3 separate regions of the Mus musculus genome follow, and regions 1 and 2 are each linked to region 3. A link is a loop called in an ENCODE intact Hi-C map of the cell type or tissue named here. Cell type or tissue: left cerebral cortex. All regions are shown on one strand.

Evidence for each region. Peaks named below come from ENCODE experiments on the same cell type or tissue, not always from the same donor. Only the 100,000 strongest peaks of a DNase experiment are listed, where the experiment ranks them.
Region 1: it touches region 3 in a loop (2.3-fold over the local background); 3 of 42 quality-filtered maps call a loop at or near these places.
Region 2: a loop joins it to region 3, with 3 times the contacts of the local background. A loop is called at or near these places in 10 of 42 quality-filtered maps.

Annotation. Positions count from the first base shown.
Region 1 is chr19:15,799,757-15,803,756 of GRCm38, reverse strand. No RefSeq gene overlaps it. Among named protein-coding and RNA genes, the nearest start is that of Gm24319, 120 kb to the right of the region's middle. In left cerebral cortex, a CTCF peak has its summit at 1,706 (motif pointing right); DNase peaks (open chromatin) are centred at 383, 1,092, 1,727, 2,246 and 1 more place; H3K4me3 peaks cover 1,268 bases; H3K27ac peaks cover 2,269 bases.
Region 2 is chr19:15,033,436-15,037,435 of GRCm38, reverse strand. No RefSeq gene overlaps it. Among named protein-coding and RNA genes, the nearest start is that of Gm46645, 300 kb to the left of the region's middle. In left cerebral cortex, a CTCF peak has its summit at 1,666 (motif pointing right); DNase peaks (open chromatin) are centred at 613, 823, 1,083 and 1,681; H3K27ac peaks cover 532 bases.
Region 3 is chr19:15,615,757-15,619,756 of GRCm38, reverse strand. It overlaps Gm31594 (a long non-coding RNA gene), which reads right to left. Exons shown (of 5, transcript XR_386569.3): 3 at 1,541-1,630; 4 at 1,211-1,357. Among named protein-coding and RNA genes, the nearest start is that of Gm31594, 19 kb to the right of the region's middle. In left cerebral cortex, a CTCF peak has its summit at 2,043 (motif pointing right); DNase peaks (open chromatin) are centred at 1,707 and 2,048; H3K4me3 peaks cover 188 bases; H3K27ac peaks cover 335 bases.

The DNA.
Region 1 (4,000 bases), 180 kb before region 3:
CCTCTCCTGGATCCATGCAATAATTAGCCAAAGTAAAATGAATATTAGCCCATGCTTAGCTGCCTTACTGTGAGCTTGCCAGCACTGACCCAGTAGTGCTAAACCAATTATTTTTTGAACTTTATGGCTTTAAATAATCCCTTGCTCTAAAATTCCCTGTACCCCTCAGCTACTTAACCACAGGCCCCTCTGCCCTAAATCCTTTTCTTATACTTTGTAGCTTTTTAAGCAAGGCCCCTCTTTAAGAAGACATAATCCCTTCTCTGTAGAAAACATGAAAGACCTTGAACAAATCAAGATTTCTCCATGGAGAATTCAGTTAATCCTGCGCTTATTGCCTAACAAGGAAATCCATCTCTCCACCAAGCACGCCATTACCCGGACTAATGCCTGACTTGAATAACAAGCAAATTATTGTGCTTTTAATTGTACCCTGCCTGGTCACGAAGCACATCTGAGAGAGGGATGTGGCATCTCTTCCCGAGAAACAGGTCAAGCCTCTAATCCTCCTTTTCTTTTTGCCTTCCCCTCCCCCTCCAACCCTTTCTCTTCCCAGCAGCAGAAGGGGGGAAAAAGACAGCTAAATTATGTTTAAAATGGAAGAGCTAAAGAAGAAAAAAAGGCAGTAAATACTGACTTGGGAGAAGGAGAATTATCCTCTGTCTCTGCGGTGTGGCTCATTTGAGAACAATCAATGTTATCATAACCCCATTACCAGAGGGCGATCTCTCTCTCTCTCTCTCTCTCTCTCTCTCTCTCTCTCTCTCTCTCTCCCTCTCCCTCTCCCTCTCCCTCTCCCTCTCCCTCTCCCTCTCCCTCCCCCTCCCTCCCCCTCCCCCTTTTCTAAACCAGACTCCTAGTGCATCTGTGCTATTGACAGTTTGGGCTGGATAACTCTCTGCTGTGTGTGTTAGTGGTGGGTCTCTCCTGAATGCTGTAGAACGCTCAACACCTTGTCAAGTTGTGTCAATCCAAAATGTTCCAATATGATAACAAAGACTCTTGGATGTCATGCCAGTCACCCTGATTGAGAGTCACAAACCAAACCCAACATATTGCGATGGACTGGTTGTATATGATCGTCCATCTCTACACAAACGCTAATCAAATCAGGATTTTTTTAAAACTGGAAACCAGGGAGGCAATCATGTCCTTCATGTATGTAGAACAGAATGAAATAAAAGGCAGCCGAAGCATTTGTTGTCAGGAATAGGGGAGTTGCTTGTTTCAGGATCCAGGATGCAAAAAGACTTGGCATTTGATCCTCAGTGCACAGACAAGTGTCTCTGAATGCAGGAAGCTTTTGAATGCCCCTCCCCATCTTGCAGTCTTAGAAACTGGGCTTGTTTTGGGTGGGAGAAGGATGATATGAAGGTTTACAGCGTAAGAACCATTACCCAGAAGTGCTGATACCCAAGATAGTTGAGGTCGGATGGAGAAGTGGTGAGCCTCAAGCTCTTTCAGACAATGCCAGCCAACCATCCTGAGACCTGGAAACCAGCATCACGGAAAGCGCCCCACAGCGGAAGTATTAGTCACGCGCTGCACTGCACTTAGAGTTGCAACCTTAGAGGAAAACGCCGTCTTACTCCGAGGTACAAAGAATCAGCTTATTTTTAGAACTTACTAGAAGCTTTGTTGTCTGTCCTTTAGTGGCCTCGAGCAAATATGGGAGAGAAAGGCATTGCCGTTAACCTCCGTGACCAATAGATGGCGGTGTATCTCTTCCTGAGAAGCCAGGCTTGGCAGCAGCTGGTAAGACCTCCTTAAGCTAAGGAAGACAAGTGCCACTCGGTGTCCTCTGGAAGACAGGCATTTCCTCCCATTGTTGGCACAAACAGCTCCAAACAATTGTACTGACCACACACCTTCAAGCCACATTCCGGGGTGCTGCTGGCTGCCCTGGAGTGAATGCCAGGAAAACGAACCAAGCTGCTAATTTGCTTGATTGGGGGGCGGGGGGGGGGGGGAGGGGGGGAGAAGGAGCGGGAGAAGGAGGGGGAGAGGAAGATCTTGAGTAACAATGGGCATGATTTATTTTTCCAACACGAATAGGGGCAATGCTATTTTAGCCCCTCTTCCAACTGCTGAAGTAAATGAAAGCAGCCACCTAATTAGCCGGAATCACTAGCTAGCAGAGGAAAAATTTCTGCTGCGACTCAGGCTGGGGTGGGGAGTTGGGAGAACCGGGTGTGATGTTGGAGGAGGAGAATGGGTGGGAAGGAAAAGGAGGCCAGGCGAACAGAAGGCTTTTGTAGAGCCCCTGGCTGCCTGCAGTCTGTGGGCTGAGCTGGCCCCGACCCTGAGAGAACAAGGGAGCTGTGGTTCTTCACATTCATCTTCTGCAGGCGGAAAAAGCATCTGCTGCAAGACCGGTCTCTGAGTTGATTTTTAAAGTGCTACCGGTGTAGATGAATTAGCTTGGGAAAGAGAGTCCAGCCCTGTGTCGTCTGGCTGACCTGCTGGTGGGCTGTACCAGGACCCCGCAGGAAGGCTCTCTGATGCACCATTAGGGACATTTCAGGCTGATCTGAGACCAAATTTGGCTGTTGGTCAGGAATGAAACAAATACCTAGTTATAGACTGATCCTGACTAATTGTCCTTCTCTAGCAGGACATATGCGCCATCCCTACAAGGGCAGTATCAGGAACTATCAGCACAACAATGGGCAGGTAGGCGCTGTTGAAATCTTCCACTTCACGAACTGAAGTGCTAATTTATTTGTTCAGGGATGACTTTGGTTTTTTAGTTCGATATCACTCTAATTGAAATACTTCACTAATGCGATTTATCCCAACTGTAAACTGTCAGTTCCCACAGCTGTTGCCTTTTTTCAAGCAATCTGGCAAATGTGTACGGCTAAAAACACAACCTTAGGAGATTGAGAAGGAGCCTGCACAATTTTCTTCCCCCCCCCCTCAGCTGGCCCACATCACCCCTCCCCCCCCAGCCCCGCCCCTGAAAACCTTTGAAACCACACGCTCCTTTTCCATAGCCACACCCACTTCGATTTTGGACAGATCTGCTGTGTTTGGCTGATCAATGTCTGTCCTTCGTCTTCTAGACTTGTACCTGGTTTTCCTCAGGGGACATGTGTCTTTAGTGAGGTGGACTTTGGTCTTCTGTGCTGGGGTGGTGGACATGTTATCCAGATGTAATAAAAATCTTTATATTTCCACCTATTTTGGGCTCCTGATGGAGGGTCTTGCTCAAATTAGCAAAGCAACAGCCATAAAACCGAAAGGAGACCCAGTTAACTTTGAATTTTAGATAAACGATTATGTTCTTTTATTAAAGTGTATCTGAGATATTATATGGAACACACACACACACACATACACACACACACAAACCTGTTGTCTATCTGGAATTTAAGTGTAACGAAACACTGTATATTCTGCCCCATGATGCTATTTCTTCCTAAAGAAGTATTTGACCTAAATTGGTCAAACTAGAATCAGACTAGGACTTTTACAATAGCTTTAGAAAAAAATATGCTTAAATAAACTCAAGAAAAATCAGTTGAGCTACTGAAGAGGGAGGACCTGTGCTATGACTGTTAGTGGCTATTTCTCCTACTGTGTGGCAGCCAATGCCATGAAGGACAACCATGTCTCACTTGACCAGGTGGGTGAGCTGCTATTGAAGCTGGCCCTGTGCTCAGAGAAGAGAAGGTGACAATGGCTATATAGAATCACAGCTTTCTGCCTCTTGAAATAAGCCAATAAAATGTCAACCCTGGGTTGTGCCCACTGGGCACAGCTGTTTAGTCAAGAGAGTGTTGAATGGATGTCAGACAGTGCAAATAGCTGATGCCAACAGAACCCTTCTATTATTGCTCCTTCCTTCCTTCCTTCCTTCCCTCCTTCCTTCCTTCCTTCCTTCCTTCCTTCCTTCCTTCCTTCCCTCCTTCCCTCCTTCCTTCCTTCCTCCCTCCCTTCCTTCCTTCCTTCCTTCCTTCCTTCCTTCCTTCCTTCCTTCCCTCCTTCCTTCCTTCCT
Region 2 (4,000 bases), 580 kb after region 3:
TTATGAAGTTATAATATTCAACCTCATCATTGTGCAGCCCATGAATTCCACAAACCAGTTGTAAAGCTTCTTCCTTAGCCACTGGGCACAGTCTACTGAAGCTCCACTGAAGAGATGCTAGATATTTTTCTAGAACCTCAGACCAAACATTTTATCAAGAGCAGTACCAAGATCAACCTTTTAGGGAAAACATATTTAACCTTTGTGTAAACTAAAAGAGGACAGTCATGGTTAGCTATGTATTGTGCAAGGACATAAAGCAGTCAAGATGATAAAACCAGAACTTCAAATGGGTTACCATATCAGCTCTATTTCCCCATGTGCTGTTTATTGGCACATTTGATATGCAAAGCTCTCTGCTGATCCCTTTTCTCTACAGTTCCCATAATGCTGTGAGCAGGAACTAGCAATAGCCTTTCAGAGTGAAAGAACTGAAGTTTAAAGAAATTAAAGTGTCTTTCCCAGGGCCATTGGTAATGATGGGACTGAAGAGTAAAGCTCTTAGCAATAGTTCCCTTCCCCTTTTCTCCTGCTGTATCACGCCTCTCCTGAGTCTGGCTCTGCCTCCAGTTCAGAAGCTGCACTAAGTTGCACAGCTCCGTGCACTTTCATATGGTATCTAATTTAAACCTCATGAAGTGCTACATGAGTCATATTATCACCTAAGATCACATAAGAGTTAGGAAGTAGAAGAAATGTATTTGAGCGTCAGCTCTACAGAGCAGACATTTGAATCCCAGTTTTAACCCAAGTCAAAATTTGATAAATTTCTATTTTAAAAGCTTTGATGGTAATCTCTCCCGATTCACAGCCTCGAGGCCTATGGGAGGTAGAAGACAGGACACAGAGAGGACACTGCCAAGAGAACTCAGTGCATACATAAGGCAGCTGCTTGGGCTTTCATTGTACTTGCATTTCCAATGGGAGGATTTGCTTTAATAAGCCCTAGTGAATTCTTCTGACTCCCAATGCAGACAGCTATTTGCCTCAATATGATGACAGCATATTTCCCTTTTGGAATGTTGAATGAAGGGTTGAGATAATGGTCAGTCCTCCCCCTTCTGATGAAAAGAGAAGGCTGGGAGAACACAGCAGCTTTGACGTTTGTCAGCTTGTTAGCCGGAGTCTTCAGGACATGTCTTTATTTCTGTAGTCAGCCCTAGTTGGCGCTAACAAAGAGTGACTGCAGTCTGGGTATAGAGGAAATTTCATTACTGTGTTAAAAATAATTGAGTAAAGAGACCAAGAAATAAGGCCAAGTTGGATGCAAAATGTAAGATGTAAGGCCAAACATAAGATGAAACCATGCTTATTCGGGTTACTTAAGGGGTAACAAACTGCTGTTTTGAAAACTAGTTGTTTGGGGACATCTCATGTATAGAAATATTGGACATCATCTGTAATTGTGCTGAGTAATGAGAAAGACACACCTGCTTCAAGGCTAATATGATAATGACTGTATGAGAGACCAGAGGAAAGATATCTAGGGTTATACTTTCTGACTTTTGGGGCTTGTTCTGCTAAAAACAAAAGCCTCATTAGGGGAGTTTGAAATGAATTATATTTCTCCATTTCTCTCACAATTAATTTTCAGACAGCCCAGTTACAATTTTCAAGTTAGATGCTTTTGCCCTGAGCAGGGTGGCATGAGACAGCTGAGGACCAGCAGAGGGCAGTGCTGAGCTGACGCTGGCTCTGGCACTTACTTGGGGCTATAAAATTGTGCTTGTTATTAAATGAAATCTTACGGCTAACTCAGCCACAGAGGAAATTAAACTGCTAATTATGTGTGTTTAAACCACTAAAAAGGGCCCGGTTGTTGCTCTGGATTTCAAGAAACACCTACCTCATCTCTGGATTTAAAATATGCAATTATGCCTAGAAATAGTACCTTTTAACAATTATATGCAATATATATTTTTTAATTTGTAGACTTATCTGTTTGCATAGCCTATCTCTTTTAAAGCAAATAAGCAATATATTGGTGGCTTTAGCATTGTCATTTCCTTATAGAACATGCCAGTGACTTTAACTGAGCAATCCATGCTCAATTTACATACAGGTCAGAGTTTTAAAGGATTACCATATTATTTTTTGGTTTTAAAAAATAACCATATTAATCTTATGATAGCACACCACACACATACACACACACAGAACAGAACAACAAAAACAAACACATTAAAAAAACAACAACAACAACAAAAAAAAAAACAGGATTTCTGCGGAGACAAAAATTTGCAAACCTGGAAAAAGATCTAGGTTTTTTGTTTGTTTGTTTTGCTTTGTTTTTCCAAGAAAACCTAGTTTTCTGAAAAGAAGAATAATGATTCAACTGTAGGTGATGTCATTGTCAAATTAGCCTCATGACTGAGTGAAACAGTCATCTCAGAGAGGATGAATGGGCAACAAGCACCCAAGACCGGGTGGGGACTGTGCCTGGCAACTTGGTAGCTCTCCATGCATCACCCTACAAGCCAAGGGGAGAGAGAATTTATTTGAGGTAGCAACAAAAAAAATATATAAGTAGGAATTGACCATGAGGCTCTGTCAGCTGAATGATTGTGTGGCTCGGGCCCTTGCGTACCCAACTTGTTTTCATTTTTATATTCTCGAGATCTAACTTTTCATAGTGTTTTCCCAAGGCCAGCTGGAGTGCCTTTCCCCCTTCTAAATTGGAATCTGCATTTCAACATGTCTGCAGATGATTGGCCTGATTTGAGACGTGCTATATATTGGGTCTTATAGCTAATAATTTCATTTCTCACCAAAATTCATTTCCCAGCATTTTAGTATAGAAATGGTTCATAAAGCCCCAAATTACTCATTTGCAATTAATTAAAGGAAGTTTTTGTGTGTATGCCAAATGCTGCTGTTTCCCCTTTTGCGACAAACAAACTGTTTGAAAATCTGTAACGGATTCCTTTTTCCAGCTGGATCTAACACACTGGCCATTCCAGACTTCAAGAGATTCCTAGAAGGATGAATGCCACCCACAACAGGCTCTTGTGGATTTACTTTCTGCGGTTGGCCCTGCTGAGAGCCAGCTCCAGAGTTCACCACCCTGTCACGGCTCTTCTGTCCACTTTACTGCATGCCTTTTATGGGTGTCATGAAAAAATGATAATGACCCGTTTTCTTACCCATCAAAAGCTATAAACCAGAAGCCTCTCCCACGTTCCTGGAGCAAGAAGGGCAGTGTGGCTAAGTCAGCCTGTCAGAAATGATGAGGCTCTCCACCTTGGCGAGTGAGATTAATCTAAATCAAATACTTCCCAGCTTGCCAATTGTAGCTAATTCCCTTGGGGAAGTACAAGAGCTACGCGAAGCGGGTACAATCTGCTCAAACCTTTGGTAAGGCCAGGCAGGTAAAACCCTCTAAGCTTGTTAATGTCTTGTCCTGCTAGGCTCTAGGATGGACTCAGAAATCGCTACTGCGCCTCAACCCCACATTACAAAGAAATGATGCTTTCAGAGATGCAAACCAAATATCCCAGGTTACACAGCTGATGGCTTGGTTCTGTGCAGACAGCCCTAGTACCTTGATGAAACTGCTCCCCACGTTGCCTTCCTTCTTCTGGGCCAGGAATCATCAGGCGGCCTAAGGTGCCAGGCTTTGCACTTTGCAAGCCGTGAGCTGAAATACTCCTGCAACAAAGGAGAGTAACTTATGCCTGCCTGTGTGTAGGCTGTGGGCAGTGGAAGAGGCAGGCTCTCGGGCTGCTGAATGTGTATGCCTCTAGGAGTGGGGGAAGGCGGGGATCCCCCACCCTAAGATGTAGAGTGGGCCCCTGAGGCTCAAAGGCCAGGAACAGGAAGGACTCCCTCGGTGACAAAGCAGGCTACCTCAGTGACCTGTCTATTCCACCTAAAGCAAAAGGAGAGGCCTGAGGACCCCAGGTCCAGCCTACCCAGTTTAGCAAAAGAAACTGCAGCAATAACATGAGATTTCCTTTTGCTTTGTGAGCACTAACTCGGGCCTTCCCCATGAAGCCCTTTT
Region 3 (4,000 bases):
GTCTGGATTACGTCTGGCCTGCTTTGCCCAGGTTTTCTTGTCTACTAAACAGCTTGCTGGACCTAGCTCCTGTTGGTGTGAAAGATCCATTCTTAAATGTTGAGAAACATTGTGAAGTGGTTGTGGATAGCACTTACCACCAACATTAATAATTTGTAAACCTTATAGTTAATGAAATCACATTAAAAAGCAAACAATATGTATCTAAAGCTCATTTTCTAAGTATTTACTTTTGGGGCTATTTGGTCTTTATTTACACTGCAGAAACAACTAGATCAGTGTCTCTCCACTTCCTAACGCTGAGACCCTTCAATACAGTTCCTTATAGTGTGGTGACCCCCAGCCATAAAATTATTTCATTGCTACTTCATGACTGTAATTTTGCTATGTTGTGAACTGTAATGTAAATATCTGTGTTTTCTGAGGACCTTAGGTTGTTTGACTCACCCCACCCCCCAAAGGGGTTATGACACTAGAGAACCTCTGTACTAGATAATTGTGGACATCTCTTTCTGTTTTCAGACTGATGTAAATTGTAGCAATTGACCACATGGAAATTGGCAAATGTTGAAAGCAATCCCCCCTCCCCCGCCCTCCTTCCCGCCCTCCTTCCCTCCCTCTCTTCCACATGCCAATGAGTTGCTTACTTCCAGTGAGCAATTCTCTCCATTAAAAAAGAAAATGCTGTCAGCACTGCAATGGGGGCCAGTGGGATTGCCCAGTCAGTAAGAGTAAGGGTGCCTGCTCCTAAGCTGATAAATGCAGTTCCATTTGCAGGACTCACATGGCTACCAGAAACTGTCCCGCCGTCAAAACACGCATGCGCGCATGCGCACGCACCCCTCCTGACACATTCGCACCTCATCCCTATATAAATACATAATCAGTTCAAAGAAGCACTTGGACAGATTCCTTTCTATTGTCTGAACCTTGTCTGACACATGTAGAAAATTATTTAAATAAATGTTTTCTTTTTTTGTTTTCAGTATCATTTTCCACATTCAACCTTACACACAACGATGAAGCAATAATAGAAATAGAAGTCCCTCTCTTTATTTCGGAAAATAACTAAAGAGCCCCGAAGATTAAGTGCTTGTGGAAGTTCTCGTAGTGTGTTGTTGAAAAGCAACACGTGCTTTTCCAGGTGATGCCAGGATCCGTGAGATTCATGTTAATATTTCTAACCCGACAGAGAATCCACCGGACTTACTGAGGTCGCCCAGGACATCTTTGAGGTCTGAGTTCCGAGTTGATGATTCATGTACTGCCTTTGATTCGATTTTCACTATGTTTTTTTTTTTTTTCTTTCCCCTCATGGTGCCATGGTGGCTAAATGATATCTATAATTGGAAATTTGCTAAGAAAAAAATTGCATAGTTTTAAAATAGTGAATTGATTTTCTGAAAGCCAAATTCACAGTCTAAAAAAAAAAACCAACAAAAAACAAAAAGAAAAAAACACCCCCCCCAAAAAAAACCCCAAAACCCCAGGGTCTAGGCTGCTATGACAGGGCTCCACTGATGAAGGCCCTTTAGCTTACCACTTTGTGTGTTAATCAAAGTCCACACGGCTGTGGGATACAGAAGGAAGCTGATGCTCGGAAAGACGACTTTCTTCCTTTCCTTATGTGCTTGTATAACACAGAGAAAATGGATTTCATTTGGAGAAACAGTGAATATTTCATATTTTCCCTCATGGGGAAGCATCAATTTCGAAAGTGTGCTGAGATGGCTTAGAATGTAAACATTGCTCGTATAGTTTCCTATCTTATAAGTTTCCTTTTGTACTCTGCTATTAAAACATTATGAGAGAATACTGATCCAATTTGCCTACATGGATACATTTACATTGATGTATGATAATTAATTATAAGTTAACGTATGCACTCACAAAATATTTTAAGGTAGTATAATGATGTCTGAATTGATATCCGTGCACAGCCCCTCATTAACATTACCAAAAGTCAGATGTGAGGAGACAGGAACATACTTTGCAATAGTATGCCAGCAATCCAAGCAGGCTAAGAGTGCAATACTCATCTGTGACCACAAGATGCCGCTCAAGCCGTTGTGAGTTAGGTCTTTTGTTACCAGCAGAGTGACATTTCCATTTATTTTTACATGCTCGCAATTATATATTAAAACTCATGGTGGGTGGGTTGAAGGAGAGGAGACCCTGACTCTTTTCAGCCTGTGTGAGGAAAATTGATGAATAATTTCCTTAGGTTTTCACAAACCAAGGCTGAGAATTCAGATACCATAAAATTGTTGTACCCTCAGTTTCTGGGTTGCTGTGTCTACATGTCCACACTGGCCCTGCCTGCCACACAGTCTTTTACATATAGTCAGTCAGCTGTACCATCTGCCCCAGAACCAAGTAATTTCCTGCCTACCCTCACTAGCAACATATGCAACACACTGTTTCTCTAATATACAAAATGTCAAAAGATTGCTCTAAGGTGCAAACAAGTCATCAGATGTCTATGTTTCCACGGCAATTAAATAGTCACAACATGGCAGTCCAGAGAGAAAGCTTCCAGAAGTCACCGTGTGCAAAGGCAGTCACTGGCTCTGGGTGACGTTATTTATCGCTCTAGTCCCTGTCTGTGGCAAGAAAACGAAGTCCATGAGGTAAAGACTGGAGATGCTGCAGTCTCTTGCTTTCCTATCAAATTTGCCCTACATTTAAATTTAGACCTTGTAGTTTTTGACATCAAATGGAGGGAAGATTTTTCTTACCTTCTCTCTGATGTCTAATCAACCCTATGGCTGACTGTAAGGCAGGGTGGCCTGTGATTCAAAATATTTACTGGGAAGTGGTAGGGCCAAAATCAGACAGGAAGCAGGTGTGTTAAATCCTCCAGGAAAATAACTTCTCCCTTTTCTCAAATTAATTTGGCAACAACAGAGCTGATTTGACCCTTAGGTGGCATGGTTTCTGGACCATCGAGGAATACTCTTTTGCATATTAAAAACAGTCTCCTTTTAGTGTAAGCTGCTTAGTGACCTTTGGTCTCAGTGGGCTAAGCAGAGGGTTTCAGGATGGGGAGCTTGGAGATCAGTGGAGGCAAACAGGAGAACCTGGGTGGTGGTGGACACAGAGAAAATCAGCAGTAGAAATGGGGAGGGGAGGAGGACGTATCTACAAGGGGCAGCGTGGAGCTTGTTCTAGGAGAAGCCCCGCAGAATGTACCGTTTTGCCTGTGAATACTCCTTCAGGCTGGATCGGATTGGTGGTGTGAGCGGTTAGCTAAGGCAATTCAAAAGTGAATGGAAGGATGTATTCTTTATTCTTGTTTTCATATTAGTCCCTGCTCCATACATCCTTGGCCAATATATCACCCTTTTTTCCTGAATTCTCATCCCCTCATTCGTCCTTGCAAATGTCCTGTTCAACTGCTCTCCATTTTTATACGTAGTAGATGCCAGGTACTCTGGATTTGAGGATGAAAAACATTTCAAAAGCTTTTCAGATAACCATGGAACTATTATTCAGAAAAAAACATCCTTTTCTTTAAAATGTTAGCCTGTATAGTGGAAATTTTAAATGTTTCTATGTTTAGTATAAATAATATTAGAAAGCATTAATGTTTTAAACCTGTGATTCTCATAGTTCCAGGAACTACCCAAGGATTTGGCCAGCATCTAGTTCAGTGGGTCCAAGGTGGGCCTAGACGCTATGCTTTTCTCACTTGAGGAATACTGACCTGCTGGGACCACTTTGACGGACAGGGCTTTATCCTATGCTATTGTATGGCATGGTTCTAACAGGAAAAGAGAAAGTGCTTACTGTGACAGGGGTCTCTAATAGTTTAGGAGAGGTGTTGAGACATGTCACTGTGAGACTCTGGGCAGGGACTCTGTTGCTGAGGCACCGTTTCCTGTTTCCCGCCGTCTGATTGGCAGTCTTCAGGAGCACACATGGTGTCCAGGGCACCAGGATGCAGGTTTCCTCCTAAGAGAGGAATCAATCCTGGCCTGCATCACTGTTTTGAAACATC